2 separate regions of the Homo sapiens genome follow, and region 2 is linked to region 1. A link is an interaction called in ENCODE POLR2A ChIA-PET data of the cell type or tissue named here. Cell type or tissue: OCI-LY7. All regions are shown on one strand. Each heading gives the region's core, and the rest is flanking DNA. Links, peaks and the distances in the headings are about the cores only. Region 1 overlaps PSME4 (proteasome activator subunit 4). Region 2 overlaps ACYP2 (acylphosphatase 2).

Region 1 (16,405 bases), core at 2,934-7,933:
CTCCTGTTGTGACATTTCTTTTGGAGAGACATTTAAGATACTGAGGAAAGTAGGGAAGAGCACTGTCAGGATGTCCAGGGCGATATTAGTATCAGGCTTGTGTTAATTTTTTGAGTTACTCAGATTAAGAGATTACCTAAATCAGTTTCAGGAGTTCTGTTTGTAAACTAGCTTCAAACTATAGTGTCACTGAAATTAGGAAAAAAAAAAAAAAAACGAGTGAAAATACAGTGGGGGAAAAAAGGTTACATTTACTTGCTGGATGGGCATCTTTACTGTGTCCGAAGAGCTTTTTAAGAAAGAATTTTGCTGTATCTTGTTTGGTTAACTGTACATAAAATCTAGTAACATGGTATGTTCACGCATGTGGGTATGGACGGGTGAACACACAAGACATAACTCACTCATTCAGTGTTTACCCAAAGCTGCTGATTGAACTGAGTGATGACTCAGGGTTTTGTAATAGTTTTGTGTATATTCACTGGATGATTCTCATCTGCCAATTATTAAGGGGCCTCTGACAAATTTCTCATTTCCACTTGAGGGGTGGGTGGGACCTTTTTAATTAAAAAGAAGCAAAACTAAAACATGTAATTTGCCCTCTTCAGAGAGTGATCATAAAATGTCAAGGTTAACAGCTCTCCCCTTGACTAGAGTATAATGAAGTTTTTCGTGTTAGGATCCTTAGGAGAATGGAGGTGAGGGGCGGCAGAAGCAGGAATGCAACAGGGAGAACCACGTTTAGTCAAAAAAGAATATTTTATAAATAGTTAAAATCCAAATGCTTTTTCAAGTGAGACTCCTAGGTTTTTGTGTTGCTCAGGCACAGTAAAAATAGTCACTTTGTTACAGTAATTCCCCATTTTAATCACTTGGATTAGACTTGCCAGAGAATACCTACCATTTTTGGGGACGCAAACAGCTTTTTTTAGTGTACATTATATAAATATGCCATGGTGTGAAGGCATATCTGCTTTGGATTTATAAACCTAGAATCTACCAAGGCATAGTTAAGCATTGTTTTCTAAAGTATTTATTGTTAACAAGTTTGGTAAATTAGCACTCCGAGTTTTGTTATTGTTTTGGCTTATTAGATAAAAGTTTGTACCTAGAAAGGGCTAAAAATAACAATGGAGCTAATGTTTGGTGTTTAGGGCTGGATTGCAGATAGCTGATGGCTTAATACCCATGAACCCATAACCATTTATAGCTAAATAACCAGCAAGAAATGCTACTGGGTAGAATTTTATTTTGGAATAGTGGTTAGATGCTGGAAACTGATTCTTGATATTGCACTATGAGACATTTTGAATGCGGTGGGACATGTTGTGATCTTGGGTGTGTTTTTTTCCTAAGTCATGTTAAGGTGACCTGTTCATAGTTGTGCTTGTTGTTTTTTAAGCCTTCTGTGTTGCATAAGTGAACATCTGAATAATGCCAAAACGTGTGACGAAAGCTGAGTGGTGATCATATTTAGTACTTTGTAGAATAGAAAGTGGTAATGAAAAGAAAATCTAGTTTCTCCCACTAGCTCTGAGACTGTGGGAAAGTTACTTAATCATGTGTTTCAGTATGCTTGTGCGTGAAATGAGGGGATTGGACTAAATAATTCTTTTTTTTTTTTTTTTTGAGGTGGAGTCTTGCTTTGTTGCCCAGGCTGGAGTGCAGTGGCAGGATCTTGGCCCACTGCAATCCCTGCCTTTCGGGTTCAAGCGATTCTCCTGCCTCAGCCTCCCAAGTAGGTAGGATTATAGGCGAGTGCCACCATGCCTGGCTACTTTTTTTGTATTTTTAGTAGAGACAGGGTTTCACCATGTTGGTCAGGCTGGTCTTGAACTCCTGACCTCAAGCAATCTGCCCACCTCGGCCTCCCAAGGTGCTGGGATTACATGTGTGAGCCACCGCACCCGGCCTGGACTAAATTCTTGAGAAGCATTTCTACTCTGGTATTCTGCAGTTTTATTTTTTTAATCCTGTCAAGCTTCACATCAGTCATTGTGTGTATCTTTCTACAAGAACTGTTTGAATAATTTGTAAAATACTGGAAACAGTTGCATAGATCAAGTACATTCCTAAAGACCAAAGTGTAAATGCAGTTGAGAGTTAGTGGGACTATCTTGCTGATCAGAAATGTGCACCCGTAATCTGGACATCAGAGGTGTGTTTGGGACCAAGTTCTGGTTTGGAAGGTTCTCAGGCTTTACATTTGGTCCCTCTTTTTGACTTTTTTTTTTTTTTTTTTTTTTTTTTTTTTGAGACAATCTCACTCTGTTGCCCAGACACAAGATAGTGTAGTGGCACTATCGTGGCTCACTGCAACCTCCACCTCCACCTCCCTGGTTCAAACGATTCTCCTGCCTCAGCCTCCTGAGTAGCTGGGATTACAGTTGTGCGCTGCCACGCCTGGCTAATTTTTGTATTTTTAGTAGAGACGGGGTTTCACCATTTTGGCAAGGCTGGTCTCGAACCCAGGTGATCTGTGTGCCTCGGCCTCCCAAAGTGCGGGATTACAGGCTGAGCCACCGCCCCAGCCTTCTTTTTGACTTTTTTCTTCATTTTTAGTAGTTCAGTCCATTTAGAAACTTGCAGGTCTGTTTAACATCTCTGAAGAAAGGTTATTTCTATATTTTTAAATACTTGGCCATGTGATAGAGGCTTTCCTGTACAGACAATTTAAAGTACTAGAACTGTCTGGTCAAGAGAGGTTGTGTGATGTAACACATCACAAGGGAAATTTTTAATAAGGGAAGAAACAAATCAGAGAAGTTGAAACAAATTAGAGAAAGTAGGAACAAATTAATGGTCTTTGGACAATGGCAGACAGCTCATGGACACTGTGAGTGAAATATTGGTAGATAACTTGTATGGCCCATGTAGAGAATGAAGGGAGTTGAAGAAAGGTATTCTTAAAACTTGATTTTGTTATGCCTGTAATCCCAGCACTTTGGGAGGCCGAGGCAGACGGATCACGAGGTCAGGAGTTCGAGACCAGCCTGACCAACATGGTGAAACCCCATCTCTACTAAAATTAAGAAAATTAGCCTGGCATGGTGGTGCACGCCTTTAATCCCAGCTACTCAGGAGGCTGAGGCAGGAGAATCGCTTGAATCTGGGAGGTGGAGGTTGCAGTGAGCCAAGCGCCACTCCAGCCTCGGCAAAAGAGCGAGACTCCATCTTAAAAACAACAACAAAGAAAAAAACCCCAAAAAACTTGATTTTGCCCTCTTGCCTTTCTGGACCTTTCATGAGGGGCTGCGGGTGCTCGTTAGAACACCTCAGGTTATCTGTACGTGAGGTGTATCTGGCCTTGCCTCCAACATTATTATCTTTTTTTTTTTTTGGAGACAGAGTAGCTGGGATTATAGGCATGTGCCACGACGCCTGGCTAATTTTTTTGTATTTTTAGTAGAGACAGGGTTTCCCCATGTTGGCCAGGCCAGTCTCAAACTCTTGATCTCAAATGATCTGGCCACCCCGGCCTCCCAAAGTGTTCGGATTATGGGCGTGAGCCACCGTGGCCTGCCTAACATTATTATCCTGGCAAGATTTTAGATTATTAGTGGTTTTTCAAACTTTAAATTAAGTAGTGGAGTGTTTTATTTTTTATTTTTATATTTTTTGAGACAGAGTCTCGCTCTGTCATCCAGGCTGGAGTGCAGTGGCACAATGTCGGCTCACTGCAGCCTCTGCCTCCCAGGTTCAAGCAACCCTCATGTCTCTGCCTCCAAGTAGCTGGGATTACAGGTGAGTACCACCACACTTGACCAATATTTGTATTTTTATTAGAGAGGGGGTTTTGCCATGTTGCCCAGGCTGTCTCAAACTCCTGGCCCCAAATGATCCGCCCAAGATCTCGGCCTCCCAAGGTGCTGGGATTACAGGCGTGAGTCACCATGTAGTGCCAGTAGTGGAGTGTTAAAAAACCAAATTTTGGCTGGGCGTGGCGGCTCACGCCTGTAATCCCAGTACTTTGGGAGGCTGAAGCAGGTGGATCACAAGGTCAGGAGTTCGAGACCAGCCTCACCAACATGGTGAAACCCCGTCTCTGCTGAAAATACAAAAAAAAGTTAGCCGGGCATGATGGCGGGTGCCTGTAGTCCCAGCTACTCGGGGGGCTGAGGCAGAAGAATTGCTTGAACCCGGAAGGCAGAGGCTGGCTGCAGTGAGCTGCGATTGCACCATTGCACTCCAGCCTGGGCGACAGAGCGAGACTCTGACTCAAAAAAAAAAAAACAAAAAAACACACAACCAAAATTTTAAACTTGAAATTGGATTCCTCAGGCAAATTAAAACCCCACTCATTAAAAAAAAAAATACTTCCTTGATAGTAGAACTCTTGAAACCTCCTCAGGGCTCCACAACATACTGCTGGAAAAATCACTTGGATGCGCTGGGTGTGGCGGCTCACGCCTGTAATCCCTGCACTTTGGGAGGCTGAGATTACTTGAGGTCAGGAGTTCCTTGGCCAACATGGTGAAACCCTGTCTCTACTAAAAATACAAAATTTAGGCTGGTATGGTGGCACTCGCCTATAGACTGAGGCAGAAGAATCGCTTGAACCTGGGAGGCAGAGGCTACAGTGAGCCGAGATGGCGCCACTGCACTCCAGGCTAGGCGACAGAGGGAGACTCTTGTCTTACAAAAAAAAAAAAAAAAATCACTTGGCCTTTCTAGTTCTTTGTTCCTTTTAAACTGGTAAACTGGTCTGGAGGAAAGGGCGGGAAAAGGATGGAGAATAAGCGAATGGATTACTGTTTCCTACAACTTATCCCATCCATGATTCGTGTGTGTGTGTGTGTGTCTGTGTGTGTGTGTGTTTAAACAGAATTTTGATTTTAGTGAAGTATGTGGGTTTGGTGTAAGATGAAGCAAATTTAGATTCCCTGTTTGCTACAGTGACATGTTTTGTATTGTTTTATGATTAAGTGACTATATTATAATGTGAAGTCATTTTAATTGCTAATTAAAACTGTGGCACCCTTTAGAATTGAAAGTACAGTTGTTTTATTATTACAAATATTATGCAGCCTTCGTGGATTGATTATCCCAGTTGAAACCACATAATGTATTTGATTAGATTATGTAACCACCAGAAACTTAGGTGTAGTCAAGGTATGAGTTATCAAATACACAAACCTTCTCTTGTGGAAAGTAATAAGTGGCCACAGGAGCACCCACATTCATATCATCCCCGTGTTGGGAAAGAAAGGAAATGCTAACTGCTGAATCTGCATTGTCTGGTATGAGGCACCTAAGAGTATCTAATGTTTGAGTATTGAAATTGAAGTACACAATAAATGCAAGTGGTTTTATTTGTAAATGAATCTTGAAATCTTGACAAGTTACCAAACTCATCAGTGAGAACCAGTTAGAGAGAGTGATAGAAGAGGTTTTACTTTGTTGTTAAGTGATCATTCAAAATGGGAACCAAAATTTCTTTGTAGTGAGAAAGTTGATTTTCCATAAGGGGAAAAAAAAGGAACTGATTTTGGAGAACATGAATTTCTTTGATAAAGTTGTATAATGTAATAGCACAATAAGACATATTTCATATTTGATTTTTTCAAAAATTTTATTTCTGAGAGCAATTTTAGGTTCACAGCAAAATTGAATGGAAAGTATAGAGTTCCTGTATACCCTCTGTCTCTACACATGCATACATTTGATTTTTCATGATGATGTCACACATATACTTTTTTTTCAAAAATATTTGAGGCCCTTACTGTTTTCCAGAGATCTCTCAGTAATTTCTTGAAAACAGCTTGTCGTTTTCTTTTCACTAGTTAATTGGCTATTTCTTCCTGAACATCACTGGCCAATGAGCATATGTGTGTTTCTGATTTGAAGTTTTCTAATATTTAAACTCTTTTCATTACATATTTTTTATTATGAAAAATATCAAATATTCAAAAGACAATATAATGAACCTCATCACCTATCTTCACTTAATTAACTCATGGCCAGTTATGTTCTTTTCATCATCCCCTTTCCCCATTGTTTTTGAAGTATATTATTTATTCATGAATGTTTCCAGTATATATCTTCAAAGGAAAAGGAATTTTTTAAAAAAAGCAATACCAATACTATTATAAAACCTAAAAAAATTAACATCTATTATCACTTTGATCAATCTCATAAGGTTCTGCTTCTTTGCCAAATTTGTGATTTTACTTCTGAGTTTCCATTTCATTTGCATTTTTTTGCCTAAGGTTTACTGTAATCAAATCTCATGGACAGAGATCAAGAAAATAGCTCATTAATGAACATTTTCACATTATGACATCTTTCATTTCTGCCTTTTACCTTTGAAGACTTAGACTCAATCCTGGGGTAACAAGTATTCTCTTAAGTTACCTTCATTTAAAAAATGAAGACACAAGAGGCTCATAGGTTAGTGTACAGTCATGGGTTAATACAGTGTAGTAGAGGCAGACATCAATCTTCTTTGAACACAATTTTTTGAGTGCAATGCGTGGGCTGGGCACTGGTTTTGGCGTTTGGGATGTATCAGCGCAAGTTTTCTGCCCTCTGGAAGTTTCAGTGCGCTCTTTCTTTTTTGTGTGTTTTTTTTTGAAGAGATGGTCTTGGTCTCTTACCCAGGCTGGAATCATAGGGAGTGCAATCATACCCCCCTGTTTTAACCTTGAGCTCCTGGCCTCGAGCGATCCTCCCATCTCAGGCTCCTGGTTAGCTTGGACTACAGACATATACCACCACGCCAAGCTAATTTTTAAAGTTTTTCTTGAGACAAAGTCTCACTATGTTGCTCAGGCTGGCCTTGAACTCTTGGGCTCAAGTGATCCTCCACCTTTGCCTCCTGAAAGTGTTGGGAAAGTGTTGGGATTACATGCGTGAGCCACTGCATATGGTATGTGTCCTTTTTTTTTTTTTTTTGACACTGAGTCTCGCTCTGTTACCCAGGCTGGAGTGCAGTGGCGCGATCTCGGCTCACTGCAGCCTCCACTTCCTGGGTTCAAGTGATTTTCCTGTTTCAGCCTCCTGCGTAGCTGGGACTACAGGTGCAGCCACCATGCCTGGCGAATTTTTCTGTTTTTAATAGAGATGGGGTTTCACCTTATTGGCCAGGATGGTCTCGATCTCCAGACCTCATGATCCGCCTGCCTCAGCCTCCCAAAGTGCTGGGATTACAGGCGTGAGCCACCGTGCCCAGCTGTGTGCTTTATTCAGTGCACATTTTTGTTCATTTAGGACAGACTAGGCCAGGTGGTAACTTCATCAAAAACATTGAAGAAAATAGGAATTCTGAATGTATTATTTGAAAAGAAAATCTCATTCTGACCACTGTGTTTTAATGCCTTACTTTGAGGCACTAAGAAAGGCAGTTAGAAAAAAGAAATGTACCGTTTGATGTTCTGAGATCTGAATGTCACTTAAGAATGGTTTTCCCAAGTGTTCTTTCTGCAGTGTTGTAAAATAAAATTGTATTTGAAATACCTGTTGTTAATTGAAGTGGAGGCAAATTTTTACTGTTTTTTTTTTTTTGGCAAGCTTGTAAATAAGCATATAACTATATAACTTCTAAGAACTGTTTTTCTTATGGAACCTGGGAATTAACTTTTTTCTGCTAAATGAGACTTATTTTTAGAGAATCCCTTTCGCCCCTGTAAAAAGTAGAGGTTCCTCTTCAAAGACTTTCCTCCCCATCTAATTAGGAATAAATAGTAACTTCTCTTACAAGCAAAATTTATTCAAAGACCCTTGCAAACATTCTTAAATATCTGCTAGCCATAATGAAGAAATCAATGTACTTTATGTTCTTAGCTCCCACAATTTAGCCTAAATATTTGCCCTGGCATGCTTATACTGGTCCAAGCAAGCATTAGGTCATAGCCTGTTCCTCTTCCTTATTTGAAGGTGTTTTTATCTTTCTCAGCATTCCACAAGTTACTTCCTCCTTCCTTTGTTCTCTGCCTTTGCCTCTTTTAAAAAGTTCTAAGTTGCTAGCCAATCGGGACAAATACAGAATGTGAGGTCCCGTTCTAGCAAGTGGAAACCGGACACAACAGTAGGGTGGACGCTTCGGGTTATAAATGACCCTGTCTCCTTTGTTGGGTGTACTCTCCTGGCAAAACTGCTGGCGAGTGTACCTTTTCTGCAGAAAGTATAAAAATGGCCTTGCTGAGGAAATTAAATTTATGTTGAAGTGCTGTTTCTTTACAGCAATGGGGAATGAGCATTTCAAACATCCCCCTTCCCCCCCTTATTTTTAGACAGTCTTGCTCTGTCGCCCAGGTTGGAGTGCAGTGGCGCTGTCACAGCTCACTGCAAACTCAACCTCCCAGGCTCAAGCGATCTTCCCATCTCAGCCTCTGGAGTAGCTGGGACCACGGGCATGTATCAGCACACCCAGCTAGGTTTTTATTATTTTATTTTTATTTTTGTAGAGACAGGGTCTCACTATGTTGCCACGGCTGGTCGCAAACTCCTGGGCTCAAATCTTCCTGCCTCGCCCTCCCAAAGTGCTGGGATTACAGGCATAAGCCACTGCACCTAGCGCCTCTTCCCTCCTTTTCAAATACAAAAATCCTAATCTATGTTTCTGTCTAACCTTTGTAGAAAATTAGATCAAAATCTCATTCTATATGAACACCAAACTGAGAGCATGGTAGTAAAAACGGTAAGCAAACAACAACAGCAACAGAAAACCTCTACATTCATTGAGACCTCTATTGGAATGTTAAAAGCAGCACATACTATAAATATTCCCATTTGGAACCTTGAGGTTGACTACTTCTGTATTTGGTTTACACTTAACATTTCTTCTCTCTCTTTCTTTGAGACTGAGTCTTGCTCTGTCACCCAGGCTGGAGTGCAATTGTACCATCTTGCCTCACTGCAACCTCTGCCTCCCAGGTTCAAGCGATTCTCCTGCCTCAGCCTCCTGGGTAGCTAGGATTACAGGCATGCGCCACCATGCCCAGCTAGTTTTGTACTTTTAGTAGAGACTGGGTTTCTCCATGTTGGTCAGGCTGGTCTCGAACTCCTCACCTCACGTGATCCGCCTGCCTTGGCCTCCCAGAGTGCTGGGATTACAGGTATGAGCCACCGCGCCTGGCCAGTCCAGTGGTTTTCAAACCAGGTGATACATCTGTGGAACATAAAAAAAAATTCAAAAGCAACTGGTACCCAGAGCCCCACTGAAGAACCGTTAAGTTATAGCATCTTTCATGTACGTTTATCAGTCTGTCACCATAGCCTTGTGAAGAAAGCCAGATTTTATGGAGATTAAATGACTTCCCCAAGGGACTGACAGAGCAGTTTGAGTTCTTAACAGAGTTGTAGAACCATGCTGTTCCTGCTTACTTGGCTACTGGTTGAAATCAATAAATGTTATATCCAGAGTTGATTATGTTAGTTGCAAAGCAAACTAGAATAGAAACTTACAACATTTTATTCTGTTATTTCTCCTTGCCACCGAAATATGCATTCTTAATCTGCTCCTCTAGCTAGAGCTGTCTCCTGTGCCTTTTTTTTTTTTTTTTTTGAGATGGAGTCTCGCTCTGTTGCCCAGGCTGGAGTACAGCGGCCTGATGTTGGCTCACTGCAACCTCCGCCTCCCAGGTTCAAGTGATCCTCCCACCTCAGCCTCCCAAGAAGCTAGGATTACAGGCGCCCGCCACCATGCCTGGCTGATTTTTGTATTTTTAGTAGAGATGGGTTTCGCCATGTTGGCCAGGCTGGTCTGGATCTCCTGACTTCAAGTGATCCACCTGCCTCAGCCTCCCAAAGTGCTGAGATTACGGGCGTGAGCCACCATGCCTGGCCTCCTATGACTCTTAATTCTGCAGATGGTCAGATTATTTTGACCTCAGGTTGCCTCTTCAGGGTATAACTTAAGTGATGACAGCTTTCTAAACTTTCAAAGTCAATGACCACTTAATATATGATGAAAATTGGGCTAAAAAAATCAATCCACAAAAATCTGTTAATGCTTTATTTTATTTCACTTTTACATGTTTCGTCTTCCAGGTACTTGGAATGTCATATCTGACTGTCTTATTTGATTGCGAGTTGTTGGCCCAAAGGAACTGTTTGAGTCATTATTGTCTTGTATGTGTTGTTTGCTCTAGAAATGCTTTTTGAATATACAGGTAATTGAAAATAGGGGAGGTGAGTTTATGAAAAAACCTTTCCTCTTATTTGTTCACTCAGTGTTTCTGGCAGTGAGAAGCTTTATCTACATTTTTAATATTATATGTAATGATGAAGGACTTAGTCTTGGAATAAAATCACAGTAATTTGTTCCTGATCCCTTAGTTTTCTCTGCTACTTTTACCTCTCTTTTTTGTTATTTCTATATGGTGAAACCTTGGAAAGAGAAGGAAAAGACTGGAACTGATATAGCTATGGTGAAGTGTTTATTTTGGGTGGGCAGGAGTTGAAGTTACTGCCTGAAATTAATTGAGGGGGTCGTTCAGAGATCTCATGGGTCATGGTAGTTTTCCTTGCTGTAAAATATTTGTCATTTAGCCCTAGCTGTCAGGGATTAAGCAGCTTTTTTTCCCCCCTCTTTTTTTTGAGACAGAGTCTCGCTCTGTCACTTAGGCTGTAGTACAGTGGCATGGTCTCAGCTCACTGCAACCTCTGCCTCCTGGGTTCCAGCGATTCTCCTGCCTCAGCCTCCCAAATAGCTGGGACTACAGGTGCACACCACCTGTACATACAAAATAATTAATAAATAAAAAATACAATAATCAGTAAAAAATACAAAATAATTTTTGTATTTTTAGTCAAGATAGGGTTTTGCCATGTTGCCCAGGCTAGCTTCAAACTCCTGGGCTCAAGCAGTCCACCTGCCCTGGCTTCCCAAAGTGCTAGGATTATAAGGTGTGAGCCACCACGCCCAGCTCTTAAGTGGCATTTTAAAAAGTCCTTATTTCTCGCCATTTGTTTAAATATTTTACATTTTAGTAAAGTTTTAACATGTAATTCCTGCATATTTCTCTTTGAGAAATTTTCAATTAATTTTTTTGTTGGTAATTTGAATGGAACAATCTTCCGTCAACACTGTTACTTTTTATCTGGATGCTATACAGGAAGGCTCCTGACTTTTTTTTTTTTTTTAAATATGTATTCAGTAGATTTTAAAGTTTAGTCTAAAAGTGTTTTTTTTTTAAGTTGTTTCAGATGTTTTAGGTATAATCATAGCATTGACACCATACTTTTAGTTCCACCTTACCTGAAATAATTACCCTAATTTTTGTTACCTATTCTTTTGATCTAGATTCAGAATAATGCTGAATCATAATGGTAAGAATAGTCATTATTGTCCTGAATCTGACTTTAAAGGAAGCGCCTCTTGGGAGAGGAATGCCTTAAAGTCTGATATTGACTGTTTAATTAAGACTCGTGTGTGTTTTCAAATGGATTTGGTTTCTCTTGGTTATAATCCCATTAGTATTTTCTGATTTACACTGTATCATAATCAGATTGGACAGAATGATGTCTATGTGTTAAAAATAAGTGAGGTTTTTTTTGTGGCTTAGTTTATGACAAGTTTTTGTTTTTTTGTTTTTTTGTTTTTTTTGAGATGGAGTCTCACTCTGTGGCCCAGCCTGGAGTGTAGCGGTGCTATCTCAGCTCACTGCAATCTCCACCTCCTGGGTTTAAGCAGTTCTCCCACCTCAGCCTCCCGAGTAGCTGGGATTACAGGTGCACGCCACCATGCCCGGCTAATTTTTTTTTTTTTTTTTTTTTTTGACAGAGTCTTTCTCTGTCGCCCAGGCTGGAGTGCAGTGGCGCGATCTTGCCTCACTGCAACCTCTGCCTCCCTAGTTCAAGCAATTCTCCTGGCCCAGCCTCCTGAGTAGCTGGGACTACAGGCGTGTGCCACCATGCCCAGCTAATTTTTGTATTTTTAGTAGAGACAGGGTTTCTCTGTGTTGGTCAGGCTGGTCTCGAACTCCTGACCTCAAGTGAGCCACTGCTCCTGGCCAACAAGTTTTTATGTGTGTTCCACAGGAGATTGAAAAGTGAACATAGTTTTTGTAAGCTCAAAGTGTTCGTATTTGTCTCACACAATATTTTGTTACCATTATTAAGCACATAAAGTTTTGCTTTCTGAAGACTGTGCAATAAGTGGTACTATATACTGTCATCAGGAGATGCATAATGTCTTACTTCTTGATGATATTAGTAGCCATTTTACATCGCTAGGGATTCCAAAATGGTGATACTTAAACATTTTACTCTGCTTATTTGGTGGGAATCTCTAAAGTAGGGGTCTCCATCTCCCAGGCCACGTACTGTTAATCTGCTGTGGCCTGTAAGTAACTGTACTGAGCCGAATTTATAGCCCCTCCCCATTGCTCACATTACTGCCTGAGCTCTGCCTCCTCTCAGATCAGTGGTGGCATTAGATTGTCTTAGGAGCACAATCCCTGTTGTGAACTGCACATGAGAGGGATCTAGGTTGTGTGCTCTTTGTGAGAATCTTGTGCCTGATGATCTGTCACTGTCTCCCATCACCCCCCAATGGGACCATCTAAGTTGCAGGAAAATAAGCTCAGGACTCCCACTGATTCTACATTATGATGAGTTATGTAATTGTTTCATTATATATTACAATTTAATAATAATAGAAATAAAGTGCACAATAAATATAATGTCCTCAAATCATCCCAAAACTACCCCCGCCATCTGTGGAAAAATTGTTTTCCACAAAACCGGTCCTTTCTGTGTGTTAAAATTAAGTGCCAAAAAGTTTGGGGGACCACTGCTCTAAAGAACTTTTCCTCATGAAATGTTGTTTATCCTGAGTGCCTGTAGGAGTGGCAGGGTAAAGCTTAATTGTTCCCCTTCATTTACCAGTTTTTAAGTTAATGACTTGGTTCTCTGGCATTCCTGAAAGATGTGGCCTGTGAGGTTTTGTTTTGTTTTGATATTTTTCATGAACTCAATGGTTTTAAACATATCAGTTGCAATTACCTTGATTCACACCCTTTTCATTTTTGATTGGTGAGAAACCTATTCAAGTTGACTCTTAAGACGTTATTTAAGTAGCCTTTGATAAGGGACATTTAAATTAAGATAATACACAGAAATGCAGAAATATTGATTATCTGATTTTAAACATTGTATTTTACATTAGAACTTTGATATTAATTTTTTCATTGTTAATTCTAATTATAAAAATAATTCCTATTAGCCAGGCATGGTGGTGGGCTCCTGTAATTCCAGCTACTTGGGAGACTGAGGCAGGAGAATCGCTTAAACTTGGGAGGCGGACGTTGCAGTGAGCTGAGATTGGGCCACTGCACTCCAGCTTGGGCAACAGAGAGAGACTCCATCTCAAAAAATATATAGAATAATAATTCCTGTTTACTTTTTTAAATTATTATTATTTTTATTTTTTGAGACAGTTTTGCTCTTGTCACCCAGGCTGGAGTGCAGTGGCGTGATCTCGGCTCACTACAACCTCCGCCTCCCGGGTTCAAGCGATTCTCCTGCCTCAGCCCCCCGAGTAGCTGGGATTATAGGCACTAACCACCATGCCCTGCTAATTTTTTGTATTTTTAGTAGAGACGGGGTTTCACCGTGTTGACGAGGCTGGTCTCAAACTCCTGACCTCAGGTGATCCTCCTGCTTTGGCCTCCTAAAGTGCTGGGATTATAGTCCTGAGCCACCAGGCCCAGCCTATTTACTTTTAGAAAGTGAAAAAACTGAAAATGTGTTTTGAAAAACACAAAAAAGTTTCTCAGTTTTACCACCCAGAGGTAGGTTTTTTGTTTTGTTTTGTTTTGTTTTTAATTTTTAAATTTTTTGTAGAGATGTGGTTTTGCTATGTTGCCCAGGCTGGTCTCAAGCTCCTGGGCTCAAGCGATCTCCTGGGCTTAAACCATCTGCCTGTCTCAGTCTCTCAAAGTGCTGGGATTATAGGCGTGAGCCACTGTACCTGGCTCCCAGAGAGACTATTTTATGGTATCTACTTTTTTCTTTTTTTGTTTTGTTTTGGTTTTTTTGGGGACTAAGGTCTCACTGTTGCCTAGGTTGGAGTGCAGTGGCACGATCTTGGCACGTTGCAACCTTCGCTTCCCAGGCCCCACCAATCTTCCCACCTCAGCCTCCTGAGTTACTGGGACTACAGACATGCGCTATCACGCCCGGCTAATTTTTGTATATCTTGTAGGCACGAGGTCTCGCAGTGTTGCCCAGGCTGGTCTCAAACTCCTGGACTCGAGCAGTCTGCTTGCCGTGGCCTCCGAAAGTGCTTGGATTGCAGACATGAGCCACTGTGCTGGGCCTGTTTTGTTTCTTTTTCCTTGAATGATTATGTATTTTTATTTAGTTATATATATTTGTTTTGAGCCTTGCTTTATAAATATTATATTCCGTTCCATATTCTACTAAAGGTTATTTGAAAACACAATTTTAAGTGACTGCATTATAGTCTAAAGCATGGGTGTCTAATCTTTTAGCCTCCCTGGCCCACATTGGAAGAATTGTCTTGGGCCACACATAAAATATACTAACGCTAATGATAGCTGATGAGCTTTAAAAAATTGCAGAAAACCTAAATGTTTTAAGAAAGTTATGCATTTGTGTTGGGCCACATTCAAAACAATCCTGGGCCATCGGTTGGACAAGCTTAGTCTAAAGGAATAAGCCACACTTTAACAAGCCATTCTCATACTAGACTTATAGATTTTTTTTCAGGAAATTTTGGAAATTACATATGTGCATTTGGCCTTTTAAAAATTTTTTATTTTTGGAGAGTCAGGGTCTTGCTCTGTTACCCAGGCTGAAATGCAGTGGCAAGATCATGGCTCACTGCAACCTCAACCTCCCAGACTCAGATGCTCCTCGTGTTTCAGCCTCCCAAGTAGCTGGGACTACAGGCACGTGCCATCACACCTGGCGATTTTTTTTATAGAGACGGGGTCTCCTTGTTACCCAGGCTAGTCTTGAATTCCTGTCCTCAAGTGATCTTTCCTCCTCAACTTCCCAGAGTGCTAGGATTATAGACGTGAGCCACAGTGTCTCGCTCATTTTGGCATTTTGACTTTGATATTCTGAATTATTATTATTATTGTTATTTTTTTTTTTGAGACAGGTCTCTCTGTTACCCAGGCTGGAGTGCAGTGGCACAGTCTTGGCTCACTGCAACCTCCACATCCAGGGTTCAACTGATTCTTCTGCCTCAGCCTCCCAAGTAGCTGGGACTACAGACGCCTGCCACTACGCCCAGCTAATTTTTGTATTTTTTAGAAGAGGTGGAGGTTTTGCCATGTTGGCCAGGCTGATCTTGAACTCCTGACCTCAAGTGATCTGCCTGCCTCGGCCTCCCAAAGTGCTGGGACTACAAGTGTGACTCACTACACCTGACCTGAATTATTTACTCAAGATAGTATTGCTAGATGAAGGATTTTTATTAATTTGTTATTATTACATTTTTAAATATGTATAATAGAGATGAGGGTCTCACTCTGTTGCCCAGGCTGGTCTTGAACTCCTGGATTCAAGTGATTCTCCTGCTTCTGCCTTCCAAAATGCTGGGATTTCAGGCATGAGCCATGGCGCCTAGCCCACTGTCTTTCTTTCTTTCCTTTTTTTTTTGAAATGGAGTCTCCCTCTGTTGCCCAGGCTGGAGTGCAGCAGCGAGATCTTGGCTCACTGCAACCTCTGCCTCCCGGGTTCAAGCGATTCTCCTGCCTCAGACTCCCGAGTAGCTGGGTTTGCAGGCGCGTGCCGCCACACCCGGCTAATTTTTGTATTTTTAGTAGAGATGGGGTTTCACTGTGTTGGTCAGGCTGATCTCGAACTCCTGACCTCGTGATCTGCCTGCCTCGGCCTCCCCAAGTGCTGGGATTACAGGCGTGAGCCACCGCGCCCGGCCAGCCCACTGTCTTTCTTATGATTAAAAATTAAATCATTTGATTAATACACTGTAGGGCTGTGAGGAGGAAGCGGCTGGAAATGCTATTGTATTATCTTTTACTCTTTTTTGTTCTTCCCCTGTGGGAGGATGGAACAAAATGACTTGTTATCCATATATTCTGGATGGTTGAAAGAAATATTCTATATCAATCACGTTCAATCGTGACTGTTTACCAGGGTTTTCAGTTATTTTGGGACACCTAATAGTAATCATTAGTCCTAAAACCTAATGTGAAAATTAACTGGAAAGAGGGAATGCACCATCTGTAGATACAGTCTAAAGTAGGGTTTTTGAACTTAAGCTTACAGGAAAGTCAAACCAGAGTAGTCTAAAAAATGAAGATTGGTAGTCTGCACTCTAGCACTCCAGGAATTTATTTTTCATTCACCTTAAAAAAAAAAAAAGACAAACAGCTTTACTGAGATTTAATATTCCTAGGATTTTTGGATCCCAAGAATAATGCATTTTAAAAGTTACCCTGCATAGTTCTTCTTTTTCTTTTTTTTT
Region 2 (16,405 bases), core at 8,212-13,211, 160 kb before region 1:
CTGAAGCCTAAGTACTAATGGAAACTAACTGAAATGGAAATGATTCTTAGAATCTCTATAGTGTAGATTACATTATGTTAATACTTTGAACCATGTAGGCTGGGAAGTATCATTGGTCTTGGTTATGTTTTCCCTATCTAGACCATGATAAGCTGTTCTATATTGGCCAACTATGATGGTATCCTATACTTTGCTTACCCAGCCTGCAAAACTATAGGAGTCTCATCTCAGACAGAGGTCAAGAATACTATGGGACTTCATACCTTGGGTGGTCTAGAACCAAATATTGATACATAGAGAACTGGGCCCTAGAGTGGGGGTGACACAAGAGACAGGCTGGTTCCAAATTATCAGGGATATGTATTTATGGTATGGGACCCCTTTAGTGAAAGGGAAGGCCTTCTTACATCTCTCCTGGGAATTGCAGCAATGACCCTAAATAACAGATCTCAAGTCAGTCCTTCAAATTGCAACTTGGAAAACTCTTGATCCAAAAGGATGAATTAGAACAGGCTTCTTTGGTATAGATATGCCCCACATCTGGGCTCCTACTTGAGAGTTGGTTAAAATAGGCCTAAGTAAAGAAACATCAGGAATGTATCAGGTGCAGAAATTCAGAGCTTATTAGTACCTATTGCAACTTAGTTTTTATTTCTACCTAGAACACATGGTAAATTTGGAAATTTACTTTTTCGTACTCAAAAGCCAAATGACAGAAAAAAAAAGTGCTTAAATTTAGAGGAGAGGATATAGCAATTAAAAAACATTGGGAATAGATAAACAACTGTGGTAGATCCACACAACGGAATAGCATGCAGCTGCAGCAATAAAAAGGAATGAACCAGGGATACAAGCAACAACACGTATGAATCACAAATGCATTATGCTAAGTAAGAGAGGCCAGACTCACACATACTGTGTAACTCCACTTTCTGGAAAAGGCAAACTATAAGGACAGAAAACTGATTGTCAGTTGCCAAGGGCCAGGAGTAGAGGGGAGAGTGCTACAATGGGGGGTGAAGAACTTCGGGGTGATGGGACTGTTCTATATCTCAGTTGTGGTGAGGATTACATGACTGTATGCATTTGTTAAAAATTCATTGGGCCGGGTGTGGTGGCTCACACCTGTAATCCCAGCACTTTGGGAGGCCAAGGCGGGTGGATCACCTGAGGTCAGGAGTTCAAGACCAGCCTGACCAATATGGTGAAATCCCATCTCAAGAAAAATACAAAAATTAGCTGGGCATAATGGTGGGTGCCTGTAATCCTAGCTACTTGGGAGGCTGAGGCAGGAGAATCACTTGAGCCTGGGAGGCGGAGGTTTCGGTGAGCCAAGATCATGCCATTGCACTCCAGCCTGGGCAACAGAGCGAGACTCAGTCTCAAAAAAAAAAAAAAAAAATCATTCAATTGTACACTATAAAAGGTGAATGTTGCTGAATTTATATTCTATCTCAATTGAAAAATAATACATTGGGAAAAAATACACTGGGAAGTCACAGCGGATGGATCAATCTCCAAAGAGTCCAAAAGGTATTGATTCTACATACAGCAGTTAAGCCTGGTTAAGAGGATACAGAAGAAAGCATCAGTAGCTTAGATATTTTATGCAGTTTTGTAAGCAGATTTATAGTTTCCTGATGGTAGTATACTGTGGTACCCAACAAGTATGAAGGAAAAAAAAGCAGCAAAGCAATGAAGACAGGATAGTATCACAAATGGAGTTTTTATAGGGCTATAAAAATATTTCAAGAGATAGATGTTCAATGTGGAGGAATGATGAGTGGGACATATTGATCTGAAAGAGAATCAGAAAGGCAATCTGTTATATAGATGGAGGGGAAGACATTAGCTGGTAGATATAAAAGGAATTAGCAGAAAATTCCAGAAACTTCAGGTCAACCAGACCAGGTAGGAGAGAGATAAAACAGGAGAGAAGACAAGCTGCACTGTGCAGGCAAAAGTGTGCGTCTTTTTATCATAAGGGTAAGGGGATCCCAGAACACAGTAAGACACTGACCAAGTAAGTAGACTGAAAGTTTTGGTCTAGGTTGTATTGTGTATATTCCCCTCTGAGTTCCTCAACCGCTAACAGGCCAGAATATTAGCGTTATGAAAAGAGAAAGCACTTGCAATGGCAGTAAACAGAAATTAGAAACACGTAGTCCATCTCTTTCCTATTTAAAGAGTAGTCCATGAAACAGCAGCACCTGAGAGTTTTTTTCAGAAAATAAAATTCTTGGGCCCCTCCTCCAAGGAACAGAAATGCTACAGGTGGAGCCCAGTAATCTGTTTTCACATGCTTTCCAGGCAATTCTTATGCCCACTAAAGTTTAGAAGCAATGGCTGACTCCCCCTTAAAGAAAGGTCTGGGAGAGATTTGAAAAGAGTTTATATTTCAGGTAAGAATTGCATCAAAAGGAGAAAATTAAAATCTCGTAGGGTACCACAGATCTGATGCACGCTCCATCACACTGTTCAAGTTGGTGTTGGTAATAACTCATGTATTTGCATGTCATTGTTGCCTCACCTTTTTTTCACAAGTCAGACGAATTACATGGAAAAAACCATGCATGATAAAAAGGCAACTCTCCCCTCCTGCACCCTAAAGGGACCTGACATTGGCACAGCCTAGGCAGCCTGTCACGTAGATTTCTCCCTCCATCTGTACCACTTACTAGTAGAAATACTGGAGCTGCCCAAAGAGGGAAACTGACAACATGCCCCTCAGTGAAGAGCAACGTCCTTTCAACATTTACGAATCTCGAGCAGCCCTTCCACCATCTATTCATTGATGATGACAAAGACCATTAGCCTATGGTGATGGGGTTTGAGAAAATTTTTAAAGTGGAATCAAACACAGATATTCCACTATGTGTTGCAGTGTTAAGGAAATTACCTGCTCCAATCTATTGATGTAATATTTTATTCACACTAACATAATCTAAGAATGAGGTAACTCAGGTAAATCTAATAGGCACACAGTTAAACATTGATTATTGACTTAACAAACATTTTTCAATTGTCTAATTTTAAGTGCAAAGAATGAGATGAGTAAGACACAGTCCCTGCATCTAAGAGTTTACAATCTAGTGGGAAAGATGGACAAGTAAACTGGCAATTAAATATGGCAATTAAAATAATGGACAATTTGGAGCTGTAAAATCCATAAGCCTAGATATAAATTAGAGTTCATAAGACAGCTACATGACAGACAATCACTCTTGGGTGATTTTAGGGCTGGCTTGTTGAAAAACAGGTCTTAGAGCTGAGACTTCAATGATGAGCAAAAATTAGTATGATGAGAGTAGAACATTACAGATAGGAGAGCATGCTCAAAGGCCCGAGGTTTGAGATCAGGGCATATCTGGATACCACGCATAGTTAAATATTCAAACCCATGCATTGTACTCATTTTCTAAATTATTTCTAGGCCCCAGTCGTTACTGAAGATTTACTGAAAAATAGTTTAATTCTGTTCCAACTGTGTCTAGAAGAATGGGTGATAATGTTTATATACTTAAAGTTACCATAATCTTTCAACTCATCTACTACAAGAACCTCCTTAACTAGCCTCCCTGCTTCCAATTCTGCCCCCCTTACAGTGTATTCTCCATAAAGCACCCAACATGGTTTCCTTTTCTTAACTAAAAATCAAAGCATTTCCTTCCCCAGCTTAAAAGCCCACAGGGGCTCCCACTACACTGGAAATGAAATGTATTCTGGTTGCCACAGCCCCCTAATTCCTCTACCTCATATCCTACTTCTCTCCTCTTTACTCACCCCATTCCAGCCAGATATGCCTCCTTTGGCCCCTTAAAGATGCCAAGCCCCCTAGCCTTTGTACTGACTATTCCTTCTGCCTGAATCCTCTTCCCCCTGATATTCTCATTACTGGCTCCTTCCCATTATTTATCCCTCCATACAAATGTCACCTCCTTAAAGAAATATTCCCCAACAAATTTATCTAAAACAGCAATGCACCCCATGTTTCTTGCACATACATTGTTTACTTTTTGATTTCCTATCTTTATAGTAGATTGTCAGTTCCATAAGAACAGGAATTTTTCTGTCTTGTTTACTTACCACTGTGTCCCCAACACCTAGACCAGAGCTTGGCACATGGTTGTTGAATAAATGAATTTTTAAAAACCAGCTGATAAATATTTATGTGAAATATTTAACTATCCTATAATAATTTATCATATAAATTTTTATATATCTTTATTATATATGTATTATACATTTATAATATAATATCATTAATAATATTAACATATTGATTATATATTATATTTATTGTTAATGTATATTGTGAATATACATATAATCATATTTATTAGACTTTAAGTTTACTTTCAAAGTGATGATGCTCAATTTACTGCATTCAAAGTTCTGGAAAGAATCTCAAGAATTCTATGTTGATTCTAGTAGAACTTTACACAGTGATAATATATAATGACTGAATATATAATACACATATATATGTAGACATACATGCTTAATGCTCACATATATCTCCATAGTACATATCTATTATATATAATAGATAGTATATATACTATAATAGATAGCAAGAAGTTACTAATAATGCCTAAATTGACATTATGCATATACATAACATTAGGCATATACATAGTATTAGTGCCAATCATAATCTTGAATGCTATAATCCTAAATGTTGAAATCCTGAAAGATCAAAATCCCTAAAGTCAGCCAGGTGTGGTGACTTACACCTGTAAGCCCAGCATTTTGGGAGGCTGAGGCAGGAGGATTGATTGAGCCCAGGAGTTCGAGATCAGCCTGGGCAACAAAGCAAGACTTCATTTCTGAAAGAAAAATAAAAATTTTAATTAAAAATCTCTAAAGTCTAAAATCCCTAATGATTAAAATCCTGAAAATCACAATCCTGAAAGATTAAAATTCTGAATGATAAAATCTAGAAAGCCTAATTCTGGGGATACGATTAGTACCTGTTTGGTTGTGTGCATAATATTTGCATCATGTTAGCTGCATCATGTTAAACAGAACTATTACCTTGTTATTGTCTTTATTTGGAAGTGAATTATGGTTTAAGGAGACACATATGGGTGCCAAATTGACCAGGGCTGGATTTGTGGACTTAATTTTAGGTGTCAATTTGACCGGATTAAGGAATACCTAGAAACCTGATAAAGCATTATTTTGGGTGTGTCTGTAAGGGTGTTTCCAGAGATTACTGTGAGTCTGAGTAGACCAAGTGGGTAAGATCTGCCCTCAGTGTTTTGAGTGTTTCAGAGAAGTGAAAATGCAGGCAAAAGATACAAGAAATCTCCCCTGCCAAATTATTCAATTGTGTATGACTTCCGCATCTTCACACATAGTACCACGCTTGCCCTAAAAAAAAAATCCTTCCTTTGTGCCAACTGAATTTTTTTTAAAAAAGGGGGGAAAAGGAAAAAAAATAACCTTCATCGGAGAATAAAAGGAATTTTTTTAAAGAGATGGGGTCTCACTCTGTTGCCCAGGCTGGAGTGCAGTGGTGTGATCATAGCTCACTATGGTCTCAAACTCTTGGCCTTAACCAATTCTCTCACCTCAACATTCCAAGTAGCTAGAACTACAGGTGCACACCACCACGTCTGGATAGTTTTAAAATTTTTGTAGAGATGGAGTCTGACTATGCTGCTCAGGCTAGTCTCAAACTTCTGGCTTCACTCAATCCAACTGCCTCAGCCTCCCAAAGCACTGGGATTACAAGCATGAGCCACTACCTCCAGCCAAAAAAAAAATGGAATTTGAAAAGCTCAGTGAACTTCTGAATGAAAGGCACTTGCTGATACAGAGGTTCCTCCAGTGATACAAAACACGTTAAATGATGAACTATTCTTGATCAGGGATCTGTCCATCAAAGAAGATAGACTTCTATTTATTAAACCACCCAATCTAACAAAGAAAAACCAGTGCATGCTTCAGTTTGGCTAATGTGTGGCACTTTCAAAACCATCCCCACCATTTTTTGCCAATTGCATATGATTCATCCCCCTGTTGGATCTCAAAATTCTAGAACTTATCCACTCATTTATGTATGAATGACTGGACAAAAGGGAAGCACTTTATAAAACACTTATTTGAAGATTTGGTGGATGTTGCAAAAGAAAATGGATTCAACTGAATCCCCAAATCATAATGACAGATTAGGTGCAACAAAGCTTCTGAAAGTGAATTTCAAGATGTCACTAACAAAGTTTATTTTTTCCATTCAGTCTGATGCATTTAGTGGAAAACTTAGATGAGTCGATTGGCCATGAGATATGGCAATGATGAAAACTTCAATTTAAAAATGTGTCATTTGTCTGCATTGGCTTTCCTTCCAGGTGATGAAATTCCAGAAGCTTTTTTTTTTTTTTTTTTTTTGAGACAGTCTCGCTCTGTTGCCCAGGCTGCAGTGGAGTGGCATGGTGTGATCTCGGCTCATTGCAACCTCCGCCTCCCAGGTTCAAGCGATTCTCCGGCCTCAGCCTCTAGAGTAACTGGGACTACAGGTGCATGCCACCACACCGGGCTAATTTTTTGTATTTTTGTAATTTTTGTGTTTTTAGTAGAGATGGGGTTTCACTATGTTAGCCAGGATGGTCTCAATCTCCTGACCTCATGATCCACCCACTTTGGCCTCCCAAAGTGCTGGGATTACAGGTGTGAGTCACTGCGCCCAGCCCAGCTTTTAATGGATTGAATCTGCATTTGCCTGAAGAAACCAGCAAAGTTACTGACTGGTTTAAAAATAATTATGTGCATGGTAGGATTACAAGACATATAACGGTGTTGTTGTTTGATCACAAGTATAGTCTGCACTAAATTTGTAGTCTGTATATGAGTGCATGCAGAATGAATTTCCATGTATGCAAAACATAGAAGCATAGCACTGAAGATGGAAAACCTTAATAGGGGATGATTATGTCAGTGTATATCAAATCATAGAAGAATTTCAAAAAGAGCAGTGCCATGTAGAATACGGATGTAAATGTATTTTCCAAAAAGAGCCATGTCCAAAAAAAAAAAAAAAAAGCAGCTATTCATCATGAAGGAAGACTTCAAAATATAGATAATGATTGTGAAAAGTTGGCCAATTCTTATGGACTACCTCCATGCAACTGCCTATAATCTTTCACTGTAATATACTTTTTTGCATGTCAATTTTTTTTTTTTTTTTGAGACGGAGTTTCGCTCTTGTCACCCAGGCTGGAGTGCAGTTGCACAATCTCGGCTCACTGCAACCTCCACCTCCCGGGTCCAACTTATTCTCCTGCCTCACCCTCCCGGGTAGCTGGGATTACAGGCACATGCACACCACCACACCTGGCTAATTTTTTGCATTTTTTAGTAGAGACAGGGTTTTACCATGTTGGGCAGGCTGGTCTCAAACTCCTGACCTCAGGTGATCCGCCCGCCTAGGCCTCCCAAAGTTCTGGGATTACAGGCGTGAGCCACTGCACCCGGCCAGAAGCATAAACTTTGTAAAGAGTTTTAGAGTTCTAATTTGTTTTATGCTTTTTTTTTTTTTTTTTTTGCAAATTTGACTCTATGAGTGTGTCACCACAACGCTGACTTAGTATTGTGTATGTATGTAAAAAATGTTGAAACTTCCTTAATGAATGAAGAGATGTCCTTTTTGTATACGTACATTTGTGAAAGATAAAATTTCTTGACATCCTGGCTTTTTGAGTGACTGCATATACAGTGGTGATCCGTCACAATTTTTGATCAATCTCATCAAAAGACTTAGGTTGTCCATCAAGGTATGTCAGATGACCAGTTACAAAACTGGTTGCACAGAATTACCAACTATAGTGATATGCATTTATATATTTTGCTTTTAGACCTACTTCCTTATGAATATAGTTCATCTTCTCGTAACTGTTACACCTATGTGACTGTCATCAGTACACCTCAGTGTGTACAGTCACAAAAATACATACGTTATTATTACCTATCTTCTTCTGCAAACTGGCCTATGAAGTTTCCGTTGTGTTTTTAAATGTTTCTCAAATAAATCTCCTTTTTATTTTTATTTATTTATTTTTTTTGAGTCGGAGTCTCTCTCTGTCGCCCAGGCTGGAGTGCAGTGGTGCAATCTCCGCTCACTGCAACCTCCTTCTCCCAGGTTCAAGCAATTCTTCCGCCTCAACCTCCCGAGTAGCTGGGATTATAGGCGTGCACCACCATGCCCAGCTAATTTTTGTATTTTTAGTAGAAACCAGGTTTCTCCATGTTGGTCAGGCTGGTCTTGAATGCCTGACCTCAAGTGATTGCCCACCTCGGCCCCCCAAAGTGCTGGGATTACAGGCGTGAGCCACTGTGCCCAGCCTGAATCCCCTTTTTAATATGTTTAAAAACTAGTTTTGTTTTTGTTTTTTGAGACATAGTCTCGTTCTTGTTCCCCAGGCTGGAGTGCAATGGCACGATCTCGGCTCACTGCAACCTCCACCTCCCAGGTTCAAGCAATTCTCCTGCCTCAGCCTCCTGAGTAGCTGGGATTACAGGCGCCTGCCACCATCTCCAGCTAAGTTTTGTATTTTTAGTAGAGACAGGGTTTCACCATGTTGGCCAGGCTGGTCTCAAACTCCTGACCTCTGGTTATCTGCTCGCCTCGGCCTCCCAAAGTGCTGGGATTACAGGTATGAACCACCGTGCCTGGCCAAAAATTAGTATTTTAAATACTCTTTGAATGATTTTTTCCAGATTATATTTTTGGGATTTTTGATCTTTCAGAACTGTGATTTGGGGGATTTTAGACTTTAAGGATTTTGATGTTTTGGAATTTCAACATGCAAGATTATGGCGTTTGGAATTGTATCTTTCAGGATTATGGCCCAAACACACATAGTATATACATAACAAAAGACATAAAAACCACAAGACTTTAAAAATAAATGGTCAAATTGGTTGTTTTATAGAATATACAGGATTTGGGGTTGGAAACTGGAGCAGGATATGGTAGCTGTTGCTTTTTATCACCAGCTTTTCTATACTGTTTTGAGTTTTTTTTTTTAAATCCATGTGCATATGTTAATTTGGTTTAAATTTTCAAAGTTTTAAATTTAAAAGCATTTGGGGCAGGGCATGGTGGCTCATGCCTGTAATCCCAGCACTTTGGGAAGACAAGGCAGATGAATTGCTTGAGTCCAGAGTTCAAGACCAGCCTGGGCAACATGGTGAAACCCCATCTCTACAAAAAATATGAATACAAAACGTAGCTGGGCATGACAGTACATGCCTCTAGTTAGCACATGCGTCTTAGATAGCACATGATAGCACTTGCCTCTAGTCCCAGCTATTAGGGAGGATAGAGTGGGGGAGGATCAATTGAGCCTGTGAGGTCGAGATTGCAGTGAGCTGTGATCACACTGCTGCACTCTAGCCTGGGTGACAGAGCAAGACTCTGTTTCAAACAAATAAAAAAACAAATAAAAGCATTTTTAACTATGAATGGTAACAATACACACATGCATTTATTAAATCTTAAAACAGTAAGTTTGAGGCACAATTTTTGGTTAAATTCATACTTCTTGACAAACTGGGTGGATAATAAAAGTGTCACCCATTGCTTAAGGCAGTAATAGATGGAAATAAACAAGGCTGAAATAAATCATATAGAAAAGATTCAATATGGGCTGGGCGTGGTGGCTCACACCTGTAATCCCAGCACTTTGGGAGGCCGAGGAGGGTGGATCACCTGAGATCGGGAGTTCAAGACCAGCCTGACCAACATGGAGAAACCCCGTCTCTACTAAAAATACAAAAAATTAGCCAGGCGTGGTGGCACATGCCTATAATCCCAGCTACACAGGAGGCTGAGGCAGGATAATCACTTGAACCTGGTAGGCGGAGGTTGCGGTGAGCCCACATCGCGCCATTGCACTCCAGCCTGGGCAACAAGAATGAAACTCTGTCTCAAAAAAAAAAAAAAAGATTCAATATGAACTTAATAGAAATTTAGGTTGTTTTTGGTTACGGAGCCAGTGTTTTGAAGGAGAGGTTATGGACACAAGATCACAATCTTTTTGTAATGTGTCCTTTTGTGTCACTACTTGGGAAAAAAACATCAAATGTAATAATTGTTTAGAAGTGTATTTAATATATGAACGACTGTGACAGGCACAGCTAGTTGCATACCCCAAATCCATTCTCCCATTCTTCCCTTCTAACAGAACTCTGATTTTACTTGGGGCAGCAATGTGCCAGTTGATGTTTCCCAGACTTCCTTATAGTGGGGATGGCCAATGAAATGTAAGCCGTATCACTGGTTGGGACTTTCAAGACAGCTCTTCAACAGGGGCTGACTTGGCTGGGAGTTAGTGGTTTCTCCATGTCGGGGTATTGCACTGGTACCCTTTTTTCTCCTAATCATGGTATGAATATTATGATTGGAGCTAAGCAGCAATCTTGAAATCTTGAGGGAGAGGCCAAGGACATCAGAGACTTTGTCCCTGACTTCCCTGAGGCACTTTAACATGCCAGGGGATGGAGGAAGAAGTGGGGAATGGGGGAATGAGGTGGGGAATGGGAAGCAGCTGGTAAAGGGAAGGAGGGGTGATGGAAATGTTCTGGAATTAATGGTAATGCTGCAAAACATTGTGAATATACTAAAAACTACTGTATATTTAGTGTTATGTAAATTATATCTCAATTTTGTTAATGCCACACACACAAAAAAAGGAAAGCAGAAAACAGGACTATGATGTAGTCCTTCCTACCTCTATTTGTAGAACAAGGGCAGTCATTCTCCAATTTTGCTTACCGTACAACCTCCCTGACTTTTTCCTATCACTCCATACCAAAACAACTGCAGTGAAGATCCTCTTGAAGTACGGCAAGTAGAACTAAATGACTGAGCTCTCTCTAGATTTTATAACTTATTTCTGCAGGAGAAAGCATCTTTCTCTCTAGCGGAAATTCCTTCTGTGAGGAGGCGTATCATTAGTGTGTCATTCCTGGCTACTTTCTACCCTGCCCTTGTCACAGGGACATGCAGTGACTCATCTACTGGGTAAATTTAGAAGGAGAAACATGCACAGCCCAGGCATGTCCTCTTCTTCCTCCCGCTGGGAGCAAGTTACCCACAGGGATCATACTTCTGGCTCTACCCTAGAGTAGCCTCCCTGTGCCTGAAGTTTGGGGTGGCCACTGTTTAATTCTGTAGTACAGGTCATTATAAAGTCCACTTACCTGCAGATAGACATCACATTCCTAAAACTCCGCTTTACTCTTTGTCTTGACAGTAACTCACACAATGAAGATAGGTGTTATTTGTTGGGCCCCTCAAACTACAACTCTTATTTTAAAGCCTTGGGAGGAAGGTGAGCCAAGGAGTCTCAAGACTTCTAGCCCATTAACTCTGCAAGGCACTGAACCATGCAGGAATCAACTGCTCAAAGTTTCATAAGCCACCAGGAATTTTCCCAGAATCTTTCTGAGAGTCCTGATTCCTAGTATGAAGCATACTGCACAACAGATAGATATCTATATAGAAAGAAAAGGTAGATGTGGAGACATTTTTCTGCACTTTATCAGTGTTGGCTGGAACACAGCCCTCTTGGGACAGGGCTTCTGTAGGAGATTTATCTATGGGCTTTCGTGGCCTCCCCATACTTTTTCCACCTCACTTGCTGAAGAGAAGGAAAGCTGATATGACACATGCAGGTTTTTTACAGACACTCTGCTCTGGAAACTGGGGCAGACATCAGCCCTTTTGGTGATAAAAGACTCCAGCACGATATGCTGCTCAGTCAAGGTCCAGTCCACTACAACTGTACCTCACTTTGTGGAAAGAGGTGTCAGTGAGAAACCCTGAGAGGAATGTTTGCAAAGTAAATCATACTTTGAATTGACAAACACACACTGATATTTAAAGAAACCTGTGATGAGTTTTAAATGTCAACACCTTTTCATGTAAAATCCTATTTTTTATATTGTAACCTACCATTTCATCCTGGGATCTGACTGCATGTGTCAATTTTGAATGCAGGAAGTGATCTATATGCTGCCTTACAAAGCAGCCCTTAATGACTGTAAATATCTTTAATTGTTACAAAGCTTTCCTTATGTGGAATAAAATTCTGCCTTACTTAACCTTTCACCATCAGTCCAGGTTCTGTTCCCTGGAGCCATACACCACGGCATCTTTCAAACAGTTAAAACAGCCATCACACTACAATTTCTTCTCCAAGCCAGATATCCCCAAATACTTCAATTTAATTCAGTTCACTTTTGAAGGACCCACTAGAGGCGTAGCCGTGTAGGGGATATGAAAACAAGCCACCAGCCTGACCTTCAAAATACTGTCATTATTTTCTAGTGAGAGACACATACAAGTGTACACAGATAACTGTAGCTGAAAGCAGAATGATTAAAAGGATAAACACAAAGTATAACTACTATAAATAAAATACTATAAGAACAAAGACAGGAGAGGGAATTAGAGTTAACCATATTTATGTTTCTTGACTTTAATGGTGGTACTTAATATTTTCAACCTCTAAAACACAGCTTTTCCATTTACTTGTCTATGTAAGAAAAATGTGTACTTCTAAATCATGCATTATCTGACAAAGCCATTTAATAATTCATCCCAGTTTTCATTTTAAGCAATATTTAAGAAATATGGTATTCATCTCAGTTATAGCAGTAGGAAACAGACAAATTCCTCGGTAGACAGGGACAGGTCTCCGGTGAAACCAGACCTTCAAGTGAAACCTGAAACCGAGTTGCCAGTTCCAGGTGGAGTCCACAACCAGAGTGAGAACTTCCTCGATGCCTTTTAGCCAACTGAATGGTGCTTTTTCCAGGCCCACCCATGGAACAATTAGCATACACCCCATTCTGAGCCCATAAAAACCCCAGACTCAGCCTTACAGATGGCTATCCACTTTCAGGCCCCCTCTCACACAGAGGGCTACCCACTTCGGGTCCCCTCTCTTTATCGAGAGCTTTTCTGTCAGTCAATAAAATTCTTCTCTGCCTTGTTCACTCTCCAGTGTCCGCGTACCTCATTCCTCTTGGTCATGGGACAAGAGCGAATGGCAGGTGCAAAAAGAGCTGTAACATATGCTCATGCTCGCCGAGCTATAGGAGTGAAAAAACCATTGTGTGCCAACATGCCCCCATTTGCTGAGCTGCAGGCAGCAGGACCCAATGAGTTGTGACACGCTCCCATTCACTGAAGCTGCAGACAGCAGAAATGAACGACAGTGTAACACTTTCTGGAGGCTCAGGCCTCAGGACTCCCCAAGCAAAAGCTGTAACACACCTTGGGGCTCTGTGGTTGCTGGCATCTCCAAGTTATTGGGCACTGCCACATCCCCCTCATCCAGACACCAGCATCCAAGGTAGAAGTTGGTCACGGCACCCCTGGACCAGCTGCGGGCTGACCACAGAGCCAAGGCAAGCGCAGGATCCAGACCAGTAGCACAGCCTGAGCGCAGTCTGCTGGGCCAAGTGGGCAGAGTAAGCCCAGTGGGCCCAAGCAAAGCCTGGGCAGAGGTGCCACTAGCCGTGGAGATTTCTGGCTGGCAAAGTGGCACTGAAAGAATTCTGTGTCATCAGTAGTCAAATAAGCTACTCTTATTCTAAAAAAACTCAGTCAAAAAAAAATTCTAAGCACATGTATACCAACAGATAGTCACAATGCATTTCTAGGAGTGTCATTAGTATTCCCCTGAGAGCTGGTAAAGCATCAAAGCATCTATACACAGCATAATCAATTTCCCTTTCAAATTTTCAGATTATATTATTCTAGATGTAAATATAATTAAACATCTATAGAAACATTATAAACCAGGCCACAGTTACAAACACTCTAAAAGCACAGGGGCTCAGTCCCCAGCTCTCTTAACCCTCTCCCAAAGTCCTTGATGCAAGGGAAGTTGATGGGGAAAAAACGTGGAGCTCCTTGAGAATGTGAAGATTTTTTAAAGTACAGGATGAAAAGAGAGAGAGAAAAAAAAGAGTAACTTTAGAGTGGAGAAACCAGACAAACACTATCACAGCCAGGTGATCAAGGTTAACATCAACAGTGATAAGTCAGATTGACAGTATATACCCTTGATAGGTGTGACAAGAGCAGCACTTCACCTCTGTGGTCTTCCTTCCAATACCCCATTATCCCAGTCTTATCATAACAAAAATATCAGACAAATCCCAATTGGGGAGCATTCTACAAAGTACTTGACCTCAAAGTACTCCTTAAAACTGCCAACGTCATCGACAACAAGGTAAGTCTAACAGAATGTCACAGCCTCAAGGAGCCTGAGGAGGCAAGGGGGCTAAATGTATCTGGATGGGATCCTGGAACCAAAAAAAAGACATTAGGTAAAAACTAAGGAAACCTTGAAAAAAGTAAGGACTTTAGTTCATAATAATGTATCCATATTGGCTTAAACCAGTTGTACGGTCCCTATACTAACAACACATCATTTTTGGTTGGAAAACGTTTTCTGCAATAAACTCAAGCAAGCCAATTTAATTCATTGATCAATTTTCCATACAGGAGGGTTAAAACATTTTCCATTTTTTCCATGTTCACTTTCATGTCATTGAAACAATTTTCACTGGGAATAGTTTCCACTCAAATATTTTAATGATGACTTTATCAATCCGTATTTTGTCCATAATAAATGTTCCCAATTATAGGTTCTTCCATTGCGAATTTACTTTCATAGCCATTATTTCTAACAAGACAGTTTTCACTAAAATTTTATTATTCCATACTTTATTTATTTTATTGTTTCTTTAGAGACAGTCTCACTCTGTTGCCCAGGCTAGTGGCTCATGCTTATAAGGCCAGAACTTTGTGAGGCCGAGGTGGGAGGCTTGCTTGAGGCCAGGAGTTCAAAACCAGCCTAGTCAACATAGTGAGACTCCCTCTCTACCAAGGAAAAATTAAAAAGTTAGCTGGGCATGGTGACTCATGCCTGTAGTCCCAACTACTCAAGAGGAGGCTGAGGCAGGAAGATCATATGAGCCCAGGAGCTCAAGGCTGCAGTGAGCTATGATCTTGCCCGGGTGACATAATGAGACCCTGTTAAAAAAAAAAAAAAAAAAAAAAAAAAAAAAAAGACTACTAAGATTCAAATCCCACTTCTTAACTTGTGTATAACTGGGAAAGAAGTTACTTCCCCACGCCTCAATGTCTCCATCTGTTAAATGAGAAAAACCATTGCAGTTACAGGGATGAGGATTAAATGAGACAATATATGTAAAATGTTGAGTACAGAGCTTGGCACATTCTAAATTGTCAGGGAATGTCAATGTAGATGTATGTAAATATGTGATGGTGAGTTTGTACTACATACTATGCCTTGATCAATAGTGGGCATGTACTCTCTTCCATTTAGCATACTGCAAACTATAGGAATTATTGCCCTAAAGTTGACTTTTTAAACCCCACTATTTATGTATAGTACGTTTCTCTTTTCCATATTTTTACTGCTGGTCCAAATTGATTATATACCGTGTTACCACTATGTGCACAAAAGTGGAATTGTATAGTTAATAGAAATATATAATGTAATAGCAGATAACATCTTATAATGGGAAAGCACAACTTTTAAAGTCAGAGAGATGTAGAATCAAATCCCATTTGTCAACTAAGGGCTTGTCCAAGTTACTGAATCTCTGTGCACCTGTTTTGTCCTTGTTAAAACAGGAATAAGACATGCATCTCACAAAATTGTGATGATTAAGTAAACAACAGTGAAATGCTCAGCACAAAGAACACCCATAATAAATGTCACACATTCACACACACACACAGACTCCTTCACTACTGCCATTTGTCTCTAGTGGACCATTCTGTCAGGTGATCTTTGCCACCACTTTCGTATTTTACATTACGTGTTTTGGTGACTTATTGTGGCAGTTTTCAAAGCAGGATAACATACCGCTGGGTTCACTCAAAGACTTTCTAAAGAGTACAGATCCATGCATAATGTTCAGGGAATCAATTTCCAGATCTTCAACTTCCACATATATTCCTTCCTAAAACTGACCTGAGACTCCTTTCCTACCTCCCTTTGCACAATCATCCTTTGAAAGAAAGGTCTCCTGTTATCCTAAGTGAAGTAACTCATGAATGGAAAACTAAACATTCTATGTTCTCACTTCTAAGTGGGAGCTAAGCTATAAGGATGCAAAGGCATAAAAGAATGATACAATGGATTCTGGGGAGTCAGGGGGGAAAGGGTAGGACGGGGTGAGGGACAAAAGGCTACACATTGGGTACAGTGTAAACTGCTTGGGTGATGGATGCACCAAAATCTCAGAAATCACCAGTAATGAACTTATTCATGTAATCAAACACCACCTGTTCTCCAAAGACCTATAGGAAATAAAAATAAAATTAAATTAAAAAAAGATCTCTTTACAA

Evidence for each region. Peaks named below come from ENCODE experiments on the same cell type or tissue, not always from the same donor. Only the 100,000 strongest peaks of a DNase experiment are listed, where the experiment ranks them.
Region 2: POLR2A ChIA-PET joins it to region 1 with 5 read pairs; 12 of 35 experiments call an interaction of 5 or more read pairs at or near these places.

What each region holds. Positions count from the first base shown.
Region 1 is chr2:53,953,499-53,969,903 of GRCh38, reverse strand. The region is part of intron 1 of PSME4 (proteasome activator subunit 4); the gene reads left to right. Among named protein-coding and RNA genes, the nearest start is that of PSME4, 9.3 kb to the left of the region's middle. RefSeq lists an enhancer at 1-63. In OCI-LY7, for the core only: a CTCF peak has its summit at 4,577; no DNase peak of the experiment used is centred there; H3K4me3 peaks cover 640 bases; H3K27ac peaks cover 816 bases.
Region 2 is chr2:54,117,742-54,134,146 of GRCh38, reverse strand. All of the region lies in intron 1 of ACYP2 (acylphosphatase 2), which reads right to left. Among named protein-coding and RNA genes, the nearest start is that of ACYP2, 10 kb to the right of the region's middle. In OCI-LY7, for the core only: no CTCF peak of the experiment used is centred there; no DNase peak of the experiment used is centred there.